Linked DNA regions of Homo sapiens: region 1 is linked to region 2. A link is a loop called in an ENCODE intact Hi-C map of the cell type or tissue named here. Cell type or tissue: mammary epithelial cell. All regions are shown on one strand. Links, peaks and the distances in the headings refer to the core of each region. The heading gives the core; the rest is flanking DNA. Region 1 overlaps LINC01495 (long intergenic non-protein coding RNA 1495). Region 2 overlaps SLC17A6-DT (SLC17A6 divergent transcript).

Evidence for each region. A loop is a pair of places that touch in the nucleus more often than their neighbours do. Peaks named below come from ENCODE experiments on the same cell type or tissue, not always from the same donor. Only the 100,000 strongest peaks of a DNase experiment are listed, where the experiment ranks them.
Region 1: it touches region 2 in a loop (21-fold over the local background); 4 of 110 quality-filtered maps call a loop at or near these places.

Annotation. Positions count from the first base shown.
Region 1 is chr11:22,469,069-22,474,461 of GRCh38, forward strand. All of the region lies in intron 2 of LINC01495 (long intergenic non-protein coding RNA 1495), which reads right to left. Among named protein-coding and RNA genes, the nearest start is that of LINC01495, 20 kb to the right of the region's middle. In mammary epithelial cell, for the core only: a CTCF peak has its summit at 3,437 (motif pointing left); no DNase peak of the experiment used is centred there.
Region 2 is chr11:22,331,830-22,337,222 of GRCh38, forward strand. All of the region lies in intron 1 of SLC17A6-DT (SLC17A6 divergent transcript), which reads right to left. Among named protein-coding and RNA genes, the nearest start is that of SLC17A6-DT, 3.7 kb to the right of the region's middle. In mammary epithelial cell, for the core only: CTCF peaks have their summits at 143 (motif pointing right) and 2,405 (motif pointing right); no DNase peak of the experiment used is centred there.

The DNA.
Region 1 (5,393 bases), core at 340-5,339, 140 kb after region 2:
CTGATGCAGGTTAGGAGTAACAATCTGCAGATTGTAAAAGAGATAATTATTTTTAAAGGAGAAGTTAGATTCCATGATGAAGTTTCCATCCAGCTCTATGTCCAGACCATGCTGATCTATTTCTTCCCAGGGTTCCTGTTTTTTGTATAGTCTTTATCACATAATTTAATATTTTATTATATTTTGTCTCCCTCTTCTAATCATTTCCCTCATCCCACAAATATTTACTGATAATTTACCATGTGCCAAGCACCATTCTAGGCACTGGCGAGACATTATAGAGCCAAGCAGACAAAGCAGCCTGACCTTATGGAGCTGATAAGCTAGTGAAGGGAGATTTTTAAAACCCCAAATATATCAGTTATTTTATAAATTTTTCCTCCATACAACCAGATGCAAACTCTTTTGGGAAGGACTCTGTCTTATTTAGTATTTTATGTAGTGTCTAGAACAATGCTCTGCAATAACAGGTACTCAAAAGTATATTTTAAAGCAATGATGGAACAATAAAATAAGAATACACTTGGAGAAAAACAGCAAAAATTTATATTTTCTGTTATAAATGAGGCTAATCTCAATGGTTTAACTGAGGATTTCTTTGTGCTTTAGGATGGAGAATTTTTGTAAGCCAAAGGACTTTTCTCTGCATTAATAGAAAACATATCCAGAACAATTGATACAAGCTTCTCAAGTTTTGCAGGTCACAGTCTTACAGCAGTAGTGAAAAACTGAAAGACATCCAGAATACAGATGACAAGGGTTCTTGACACACTATGGTATGAGACAGTGGCCAACAAACTATTTTTTAAAGGGCCAGGTTATTCAATATTTTGGGGCTGTACACTCTCTCTCACAGCTAGTCAATTCTGCCATTCTAGTATAAAAGCAGCTTAGAAAATATGTAATTGAATGGACATGTTCTAATAAAACTTTATTTACAAAAACAGGTGAAAGGCTGGATACAGCTCTTGGATCACAGTTTGCAGACAGCTGCTATAAGATAAATAGTTCAAAGAACTGAGGTGTTTAGCTGGGTGTATTAGTTCATTCTCACATTGCTATAAAGAAATACTTGAAACTGTGTAACTTACAAAGAAAATAGGTTTAATTGGCTCATGGTGCTGCAGGCTGTGCAGGAAGCATAGCAGCATCAGCTTCTGGGAAGGTCTCAGGGAACTTACAATCATGGCGGAAGGCAGGGAAGGAGCCATGCACTTCACATGGCTGGAGCAGAAGAGAGATGTGAGGAGGTGCCACACGCTTTTAAAAACCCGGATCTCATGAGAACTCTACAGCATCAAAGCAGGAAATCTGCCCCCATGATCCAATCACCTCCTACCAGGCCCCATCTCCAACACTGGGGATTACAATTTGACATGAGACTTGGGTGAGGACATAAATCCAAACCATATCTCTTGAAGAAGACAGAAAGAGACCACCGTTACTATTTTTGGATATTTGAATGACTTTCCTGCAGAAGAAGGATTTGACCTACACTAGAAAAACGGAGGATTTATGTCTAATATTTTAATAGAATTCTCCAGGTAGTTATGAGTTTAATGAGTTTACCGATACTGGAGGTGTTCAAGCAAACATTGGATGCCCACTTCTTGAGACTGTTCCAGAGCAGGCAAGGGAGTCTGGTGAACAATTTGATTAAATGTCCTTTAAGGTCCTTTTCAACCATGGGATTCTCTCACGAATATGAAGTTTAGTGAACAGAGCAGGGCCTAACATATGCCGAGATTGACACACAGACACAGGTAAATGATACCCCAGCAATTTCACATGTTAAAATTTATCTGTGGTAAATGAATGACTGAGTGAAAAGCAATCTCTGCTAAATGTTAGGTACCCATATTAATAAGCAGGTTAAAAATAGCCAGATTAAAAACAGTTAACATCAGGTAAATATCATTTCTATTTTCAGTAAGCTTGATTTACAGTCTTTTACGATTATATCTGGGTTAAATGGATTGGTCATTCAAAAACTAAGTGGCTGTCTCTCAATCACATAGATTAAAAAGAGAGGGAAGACTCCATCCTACCTTTTAGAATTCAAAAATTTTTAATTTTTTATCTTTTGGACTTCTTGTAAAATTTCTTTTTGTGCCTTATGATGTTTTGCATTAATGAAGTTGTAAATGCTAAAACAGCACAAATTCATCCTCACCAATGGATGTGTAGATCTATAAAATTAATAAACAATGATTTATTGGGAGCCTATCGCTCCACTGAAGAAACTGAGAACCAGACAGTGCCTGAAGGTTGAACATGACAAGGAGCTAAATGGTTTAAAATTTGTGGCTATCCTTAATATGCTACCCATGTGTGCCAATGAGGCAAATCTTCAGTCAGCTTGAGCCTGGTCTCCACCTCCCAGTGGAGGGTCAGAAGGGGTGAGTGATTCCAATCAATATCCAGTTGTTAGAGTAACAGCCATGTTGGTTCTGGATGGCTGACTGGGCAAAAACATGTTTGTTCTACTTAATGTGACAGTGTCTTGTCAAATTAACAGCCATGGTGGCAGGAACAAGCTTGCTTAATGGGTTAGAGTCAGTTCCACAGAGAATCTATCATCAACATGCAGCTGAGAGGAATCCCAAACCTCATTACCAGGGTTTATTTGTAGATAATAACGGAAGGTATGCCATGTACTTACAACGCATTTGTTTGGTTTTTTTGGCAACTCAGTTTAATGGTCTTTATCAAGTGTTGCCCTTTTAACTCCCCGAAACTCTGTATGCTCATGCTTAGTCTGTGTTTAAATACACTAAGTAAAGTACAATATTTAAGCAGCTATGTTAAGATGTTGTAGCAAGATAGAATGATTATTTGAAATAACCACATATTAGATGTGCAGGGCAGTGGGGGAAAGGAAGTACTCTGGTGAGTGCTTTAACCCTGCACTTCATGGTGAATATTTAAATGTACTTTTCCTCCCTAGAGGTGAGCTGTTGTTCCAAAGCCAGAATCATAAACTGCCTGCCAGATTTCTCTCACAGTTAAATTGCATTTGGGCCATATAGTGGTTTTTAAAAATTGAAATGCTTTCTATCACTTAGAAAAAAGAAAATTTCACATGCAGTTCTAGGTGTTTCCTTTCAATGAAAAATTCAGAGAAGTCAGCAGCATAGGCCAGCTTTTCACAGGGCAGTAGTTTTCTGGAGCTGTGTGTTAGTTCATCTTCTCTAGATAGGCTGAGCATTCTCCATGGTGTCTACTGTGCCTGCTTTATTCATCTATGTGACCTAACCAGCCCCTTGAAACATTGAAATTTTCCATCTGTGATGAAAAGATTAAATCTTGATTTTCGAATCATACTCATAGATGAAAAATACAATATTATGTCATTATCATGTACAGACATTGTTAAGACACTGTTTGCTTCTTTCTTCCTCTAGTCCTCTAGTCCTCCACCAGTGCCTCCCAGTGGCCTAAACCAGCAGGAGCCATATGAAAAAGAAGTCTGGAAGTTGCTAGTCCTTCACAGGAGGATACAAGAATGGCGACGAGAAGATCTGAGGACTAAACTACGAGATTTAGGATGAACAAATCTAGGAGCCAGAAGATGTACCTGCTAGTAAACGCTATGATCTTTAAAAAGTCTTGAGCCAACGTGACCTTCGGAATTTTTCATCTGTAAAATGAAATATTGGACTAGACGGTCCCTGAAACTTCTTAAAGTCCTTGATTCTACAGTGGAATGGTTGGTACAGCTTTGATTTCATTGTCTGTTTATACCTGGCTGAATTCTCTTGTGACATGTGACTGTCCTTCTTAAGAAACTGACAGGCAACCAAGTAGCTGATTGTTGAGATATCGAAATGTTTCAGGGAATGCAGAGAATACAGCCTACCTGATATAAAGTCTGACAGCAACAACAAAAAATCTCTCTGGGCAATTTTATTTAATAATTAAAACAAAAGGTTTGGAGGCAATATTCAAATTGCCACTTTAACAAGAGAGGAACCTGTGGTGAGAATGCTTCAACAGTGATCTGGACTGGCATTAGAGCTAAAGAATCCCAGCCTGATGTGATAGTGACTCTGGCTGCTTTATGTTCCTCAGGAATCCCAGGATGTCTTTCAAACAAACAAATAAACCAAACAAACAACAACAATGAAATATTATCTTTATCACTTATCGCAGATGATTTTCCCAGAATTGTTGGCTCAAATTTTAGAAGAAATTCTAGAAACTGATTCAACATAAAATTCAAACCCGCTAGCTCTTCATTTAAATCATGGAATCACTTGTTTGCTATTGAACCACATGTTGACATTGAAGTACAGATGTTTGATGATGAATTCATTCCTCTTTGTATAACAGCAACTACATGATAAGCCAGGGAAAATATGGCAGCATCTTTTATATCTTCATTTGTTTGAAACAGATAAAAATATTTTATTTTCCTTATTCTATGTCAAGTAACCCAATAATGAGAAAATCTAAACTTACTTTTCAAGGGATTTTTAAATTTTATTAAATTTGTAAAGGTAAAGCAATAAGTTAAATTCAACACACAGTTTGAAATATATCAGTTACGGAGCCAACTGAGATGTCAATCATTTAGTAGTTCTTCTCTCTGAAAATAGAGAACATTTAGAAGCAGATCCAGAAAGTTTCATTTTAACCTCAACTGGAACCAGGAACAGGAACTGAGGTTGCTTACTAGCAGATCATGATACAGTGGACACTGACATTCTTCCAGACATTAAATCATTTGCAGTTTCTCTTTGACAGATTTAAAACCTGAGAAGTTAATTGTGGGAGCTAGTCCTGATTCACCCAAGATCAACTAGCAGTTGCAAGAACATTTTCACTCAAAAGCTTGAAAATGAATCAAGTTTACTTGTTAAGATGTCCAGCAAATAGCAAGATAAACATGGTAATATATTCAGTTTTAAATATATAAGTTTATATCAATAATATATTTAAAATAGCATACTTTAAGGCTACTAATGAAAATGTGAAGCAAAATGAAAAATGTTAGCTTGCAAGAGAAACTGATTTTATTTAATGGGTTATTTTACTTCAGTAAAATCTTGGTTATGCAAAATAATGGAAAAAAAAATCTGAGTAAGCAAAGCTTTGATATGGCTAGAAAATAAAGTATATTTTTCTTGTACTTGTAGCCTTACTGTTGAGAATTTTAAGAAATGGTGCTCCTTGTTTAAATTCAATTGGCCTTTAATGGGCACATAACACATGCTGGACATTACAGTAGGAGGCTGAAAAGAATACCATAAATAAATAACCCCCTGGCTCTCAAGGAATTCTTAGACTCAATGAATAGAGTACATTGAACACAAGAGAATATATATATATATATTTCTAGAATCCTTCAGACTTATATTCAGTTTCAGAAAAAAAAAAATCATTTTGAGTTT
Region 2 (5,393 bases), core at 73-5,072:
ACCTTTTCTTCTTTGTACTAGGAAAAAAGGCCACATACAATGTTAATATCATGGGAAGCATGTTTACCCACTGATTTTCAAATGATTTAAGTCAATGTTGTAGGTCTGCCTTTTAACTCAAATAAATATTTTTCGTTTTTACCACTAGCGGGCAGCAGTTAGGAAATATTAATAGTGACTACTATTGTATATATTTTTTTACCTCTTCAAAATTATAATTAGCTTGTGCTTACAGCGGTGAAATATTCTGGATCTTTTATGTTCTGTTCTATTCCAAAACTATGTATTTAGATTTTTTGCTTTGGAAAATTTTACCCTAAATGTTATAGAAGTAGAAACCATCCCACCCTCTGCCTCTAGTAGAGTAAGTAACTTAGAAAATAGTGTGAAATTAAACAGAAACTTCCTAGATGCTAATAGCCAAGTGGGAAATTTCAATAATATTAGAAGCCTTCCTTCAAAGAAGATGGTATTTTACCATTTGTGACAACAAAATGTATGGCAGCCAAAGGAAGAGAATCAGTAATCTAGGATGGTAAAGGCAAAATAGGATCCCTATGGGACCTAGATAGACATTTCAATTAGGTATGTTTTGTCATGTCATTCAATTTATTTATTTATCTGTAAAACACCGTACGTCCTGGTGGTCTCTGCCTTGATCTCCTTCATACTGAAGTGTATATTTATTTTACTTCCTTTACAGATTTGCAGTTCTTTTCTATTCTTAGATTTTTCTCAAACTTTCTGTATACAATTAAAACTTTTACTTTAAGAATTTTTTTTAGAGTTGAAGACACTGATGCTTTCAAAGTCTTTCTGTAATTTATCATGTTGCTCTACGTGTATAGTGTGGAATTCAAAGTTAGAAATATTTTTCTGGCATTAGAGGAGCAGCATTTGTTCTCCATTCACTTTAAAATCTTAATTTTCCCAAGGCACAATGGCCTGTAGTGAATTAAGGCTATTTTCTCCCATTAATGCAGAAATAAAAGGGTAGAATAAGATGTATACACTTTTCTCATTGTAAATTATAAATACAGAGTAGATGCACAGAGAAAAGGAAACATTGCATATATGACTACATACATGTGTTTTTGGTAATTAAAATATATGTTTGAGGTAACAATATAGGCTTATTTAATACTTCCTGCTTCCAGTTTTTTAATCAGACAGTTCACAGAGAAGTCAAAAGACGTCTTACACCAGGCCACTAAATATAGCAGTGTAAAGTATTGGGCTATGTGCACAGATTGTCGTTTTTAAGACAAACTGAATTATTTCTTCTCTTTCCAGCTCTAAGGAAATTATATAATGATAATTTCTTAGAAATTGTCTCTGAGGCTAACACTGCAAAGTAAAATCAAATAAAGCTGAACTAAAAATTGTCTGCTTAAAAACCCTTGGTAAGAAAAAAGTCACAGATGAATTCTAGGGCTTATTTGTATAGCTTCGAACTGAAAGAAGTGTGTAATTATTAGGCTGAACATTTACTTAGGAATTCAAAGTCAAATAAAGCCATACTGTAAAAAAGCTTTTCAAAGCAGTTTTGTCTTTAGGAATGTCCACTCTCTACATATAATATAAAAAGCTATAAAACTGTATTGAGTCCATTTATTTACTATATCCCAGAAAAGGGCCTAGCCAACAGTAGATAAAAATACCTATTGAGTGAATATTTTTTGAAATAATAAACTGAAGATGTTGCATTCAAAATAGCCTCAGAAACAGTCACCTTAAGGTTCGTTTTTCTCTTTTTGAGGTGGGGTCTGGGTATATTTCCCAGATGCACTTCAAACTTCTGGGTTCCAGCAATCCTCCCACTTCTGCCTTCCTAGTAACTGGGACTACAGATGCACACCACCACCTTGAGGTATGTACTTGAGGTATTTCTTAAAAATCAGTTTGCCTTAAAAATACCACAGAAATAGTTTTTGAATGATCTTAAATAGAATGCCTTTAAAACATGTTTGTATTTTTGGTAATAGGGAGCAAAACATCAAATTTATGTTACTATTTCAAAATATTTATAAAATTATCACAATTTATTCTATTGTATATCATTTTTACCTATGTGATTACCACACCATTACTAAATCTTAATACAGTGAAGTTTCCTTTAGTACTAGTTTTTTGGTTAACTGGGGGATTCTCAATCAACTTATTTCTAAATACATTTAGTACTAAGACAACTGCAAATGTGTTGCCCACAAAAAAGACTTTATAGTTTCAGATGTAGATTTAATTTAACAAATATCCAAAAGAAGAAAGAAGAAAGAAAGAGAGAAAGAAAGAAAGAAAGAAAGAAAGAAAGAAAGAAAGAAAGAGAAAGAAAGAAGAAAGAGAGAGAAAACAGTAGGTGTAATTGCATAATTAAGGACCACAATTGTCTCTAAAATATTAACATATCCTTCCACCAGAGGGCAACATTTGCAAGACATTTAAATGATTACTCAAAAGTATTTCCTCCCACAGGGATATAAACAAATAGAAACCTATTACATTGCTGTTGGCTAATACCTTATGTACATCTTGAAAAATAGTATGGATACAATTATTTAAACAATTGCTTATAAAACTCAGTGTATACATATAGTGAAACAACAAATAAGGTAACTCTTCTTTAAATATGTAAAAAGAACTTTCAGAAAGCACATTTCTACATATTAGTATTTTTTCAGTTTATTATTAATCATTTAACTCAAATATAATAAAAAAAACTTAGGATGGGAGAAACAAAAGAAAATAAGTTTTACATCTTTTTACATCTAAAGACTTTTCATCTAAAGTCATGAAAAGGCATAAAATTTTACAAGCAGAAAGGATAATAGAAACCACACGATACAAGCCTTCATTTGTGCCAGTAAGCAAACTGGCTTATTAGTGTTCGATGATTGATACAAAATTGCAGAGATGATAATCAGTGGAACCAGGACCCAAACTCAGGTAAACTGATTTCACATTTCATACTCCGAGATGTTGATGTTCAAAATGTGATCCTTAGGCAAGCAGTTGTAGAAACGTGTTACAGTGGTTGAATCTTGGGCACCACTCTAGACCTATTGAATCAGAATCTGTATTTTAACAAGACCTTAAACTGTGAGAAACTCCTCTAACCTGAGCTGTTTTCTCATCACCAGTTACATGACTTCAGGTAATTACTAAATCTCACTTTCCTCCTCAATAACATGGGAATACAACTATTTTAGTTTAAGGAATAATTATAAGGAATAAATACGTTTATCATGTAAATAAAAGCTACTCATAAATTGTAATATTGCACACATATTATATTAGTTATATTCAGTGAAAACTTCTCCTTTTATTGTTAACAGTTCTTGACAAGAGGGACAATTCTTCCCCTAGAAGAAAAGTGGTCTAATAATGCAATTCAGGACTTGTTATAATTGGATGTAAGTTATTGGGGATAAAGGAGGGTGTCAAGAGAAAGGAAGCCTTTTCTGATATGCTTAAATTAATATCTTACATATAACTACTAGTGTTTCTTTGCATAAAGATAAATCTGATGAATTTAGGGCTGCAAAAGTACACGTTCAGCGTTTGCAATTTGTGTCCACTCATGAAGAAAATCTGTTGGGTTAGCAAATGGTGTCTGAATATATGTTTCTTACACTGGGAGCAGCTATGGGTTTAAAGCCAGCCTAAATGACATTCTTCAGTCGCAGGTGGTCTAGTAACGTTTCTTGTAATTTTCCACACATAACATTTTTCATTGTTTATGAAAATACCATTAAATACACCCCTTCTGGCTAGGGTGCTATCCAAATACCACCACTCCACCCTGCCAAACTCCACTGGGCTGCCATCATCTTTATAGAACTACATTTCTTTTAACTATTAAGACAGACAAGAAAACATTGTCTCTTGAAATATATTCTGGACATTTTCACTCCCGGGCTGGGTTATTTAACTTGTGTAATTTCACCCATAATTGTTTGAAATTGTATTTTTGTGTCTATCTCCCAAGTAGCTTGTGAGATATTTCAGGGAGAATTCCCAGATCTAGTATTATTCTTGACACTCAATGAATATTTTTAGAATGAGTAAATCAATATTACCAGTTATTCTGATTCAGTTGCTCACCCTATTATCAAGAGAGTGGAAGAGAGAGGAGGATGACATTCATTTCAATAAAGGTGAATATAACTGTTTAAAAACAATGCTTTTGTGTTGGATTTATATTGCTTAGTGTCCCCTCATATTTGTGTATTGGAGACTTAGCTATCATGTTTACTGATGGTTTAGATAGATCTCTAGTCATTTGTGGTGCAACTTAAGCTGGAGTGCTTAGGAAAATCATTTACATATCATCACCCCAGCTTCACAAATATTTGTTGTAAATTCTATTTTTTTGTATAACTTCCCAGAATTCCAAAATCATTAATATCTCTAAATAAATATAATTTAATGAACTTAGTTATTAAAGATTTGAAAAATACAGATATTTTGAAAACACCTAGATAAGTCAAGTCCTGAATAGCTTGAATCTTTTAATCTTTTTCTTTTCTTTTTTTTTTTGCAAGGAAATAGTTTAATGAGGGTTTTTTTTTTGTCTCCTTATACTTGATCTTGAGAAATAGATAGTATTCTGAGGCATCCCATGGTTTTAGAGAAAAATTAAATTCACTGTTTTATTGAAGATACATATTTTAACACAAATTTATCAAAAAAGATAAAAATGTCTTCATTATCCTTTTCTTTATTATATTTCACAATGGAAATAATTTGACAACTATCAAACTTAATAATGGCAGATGGTTTTAGCTACTTTGACATTTTTTTCCAGCTATCCATTCAGTGAATACATAGCCATTATATCATTTGAACTATTCAGGTAATATTCTTATTTGATTCTCAATTTAGATCCATATTTTTGAGATTTTGTCTCAGGATCCTAAGTAAAATTGACTCCCTCTGTTGGCTTATGTGACATCCAAGGTTTTGACCTTGAAAATGTGGTTCAAGGCCAGTCTGTTCTGTAAGCATTGGCCTGAATTGTACTTAAGAAGTTTGTGATTCATGTGAAAGAGATTAATAATTTACATTAATCTAGCAGTTTTCTTGCTTGCTTAATGAGATAAATTCATTGATGCTGTACCTGTATATATAAAGCCAAAACTCTTACATGAATGTCTTTCAAAATTTATGCTTTAGGAGAAGGACATACAAAGAAAAATAAAATAAGATTTGAATGGAATATATGTAAATTAAAATAAATCTTTTTAAAAATAAATCTTTAAATTATCAATTACAATTTGTTGGCAAGCACAAGGTATAGCCACATATTTCATCAGTATATTGGTATTTCAGTAGTGTATTGTAAATTAGTTAAATAAAGATGCTTAAAATTCCAAGGAATTTATATTAAATTAACT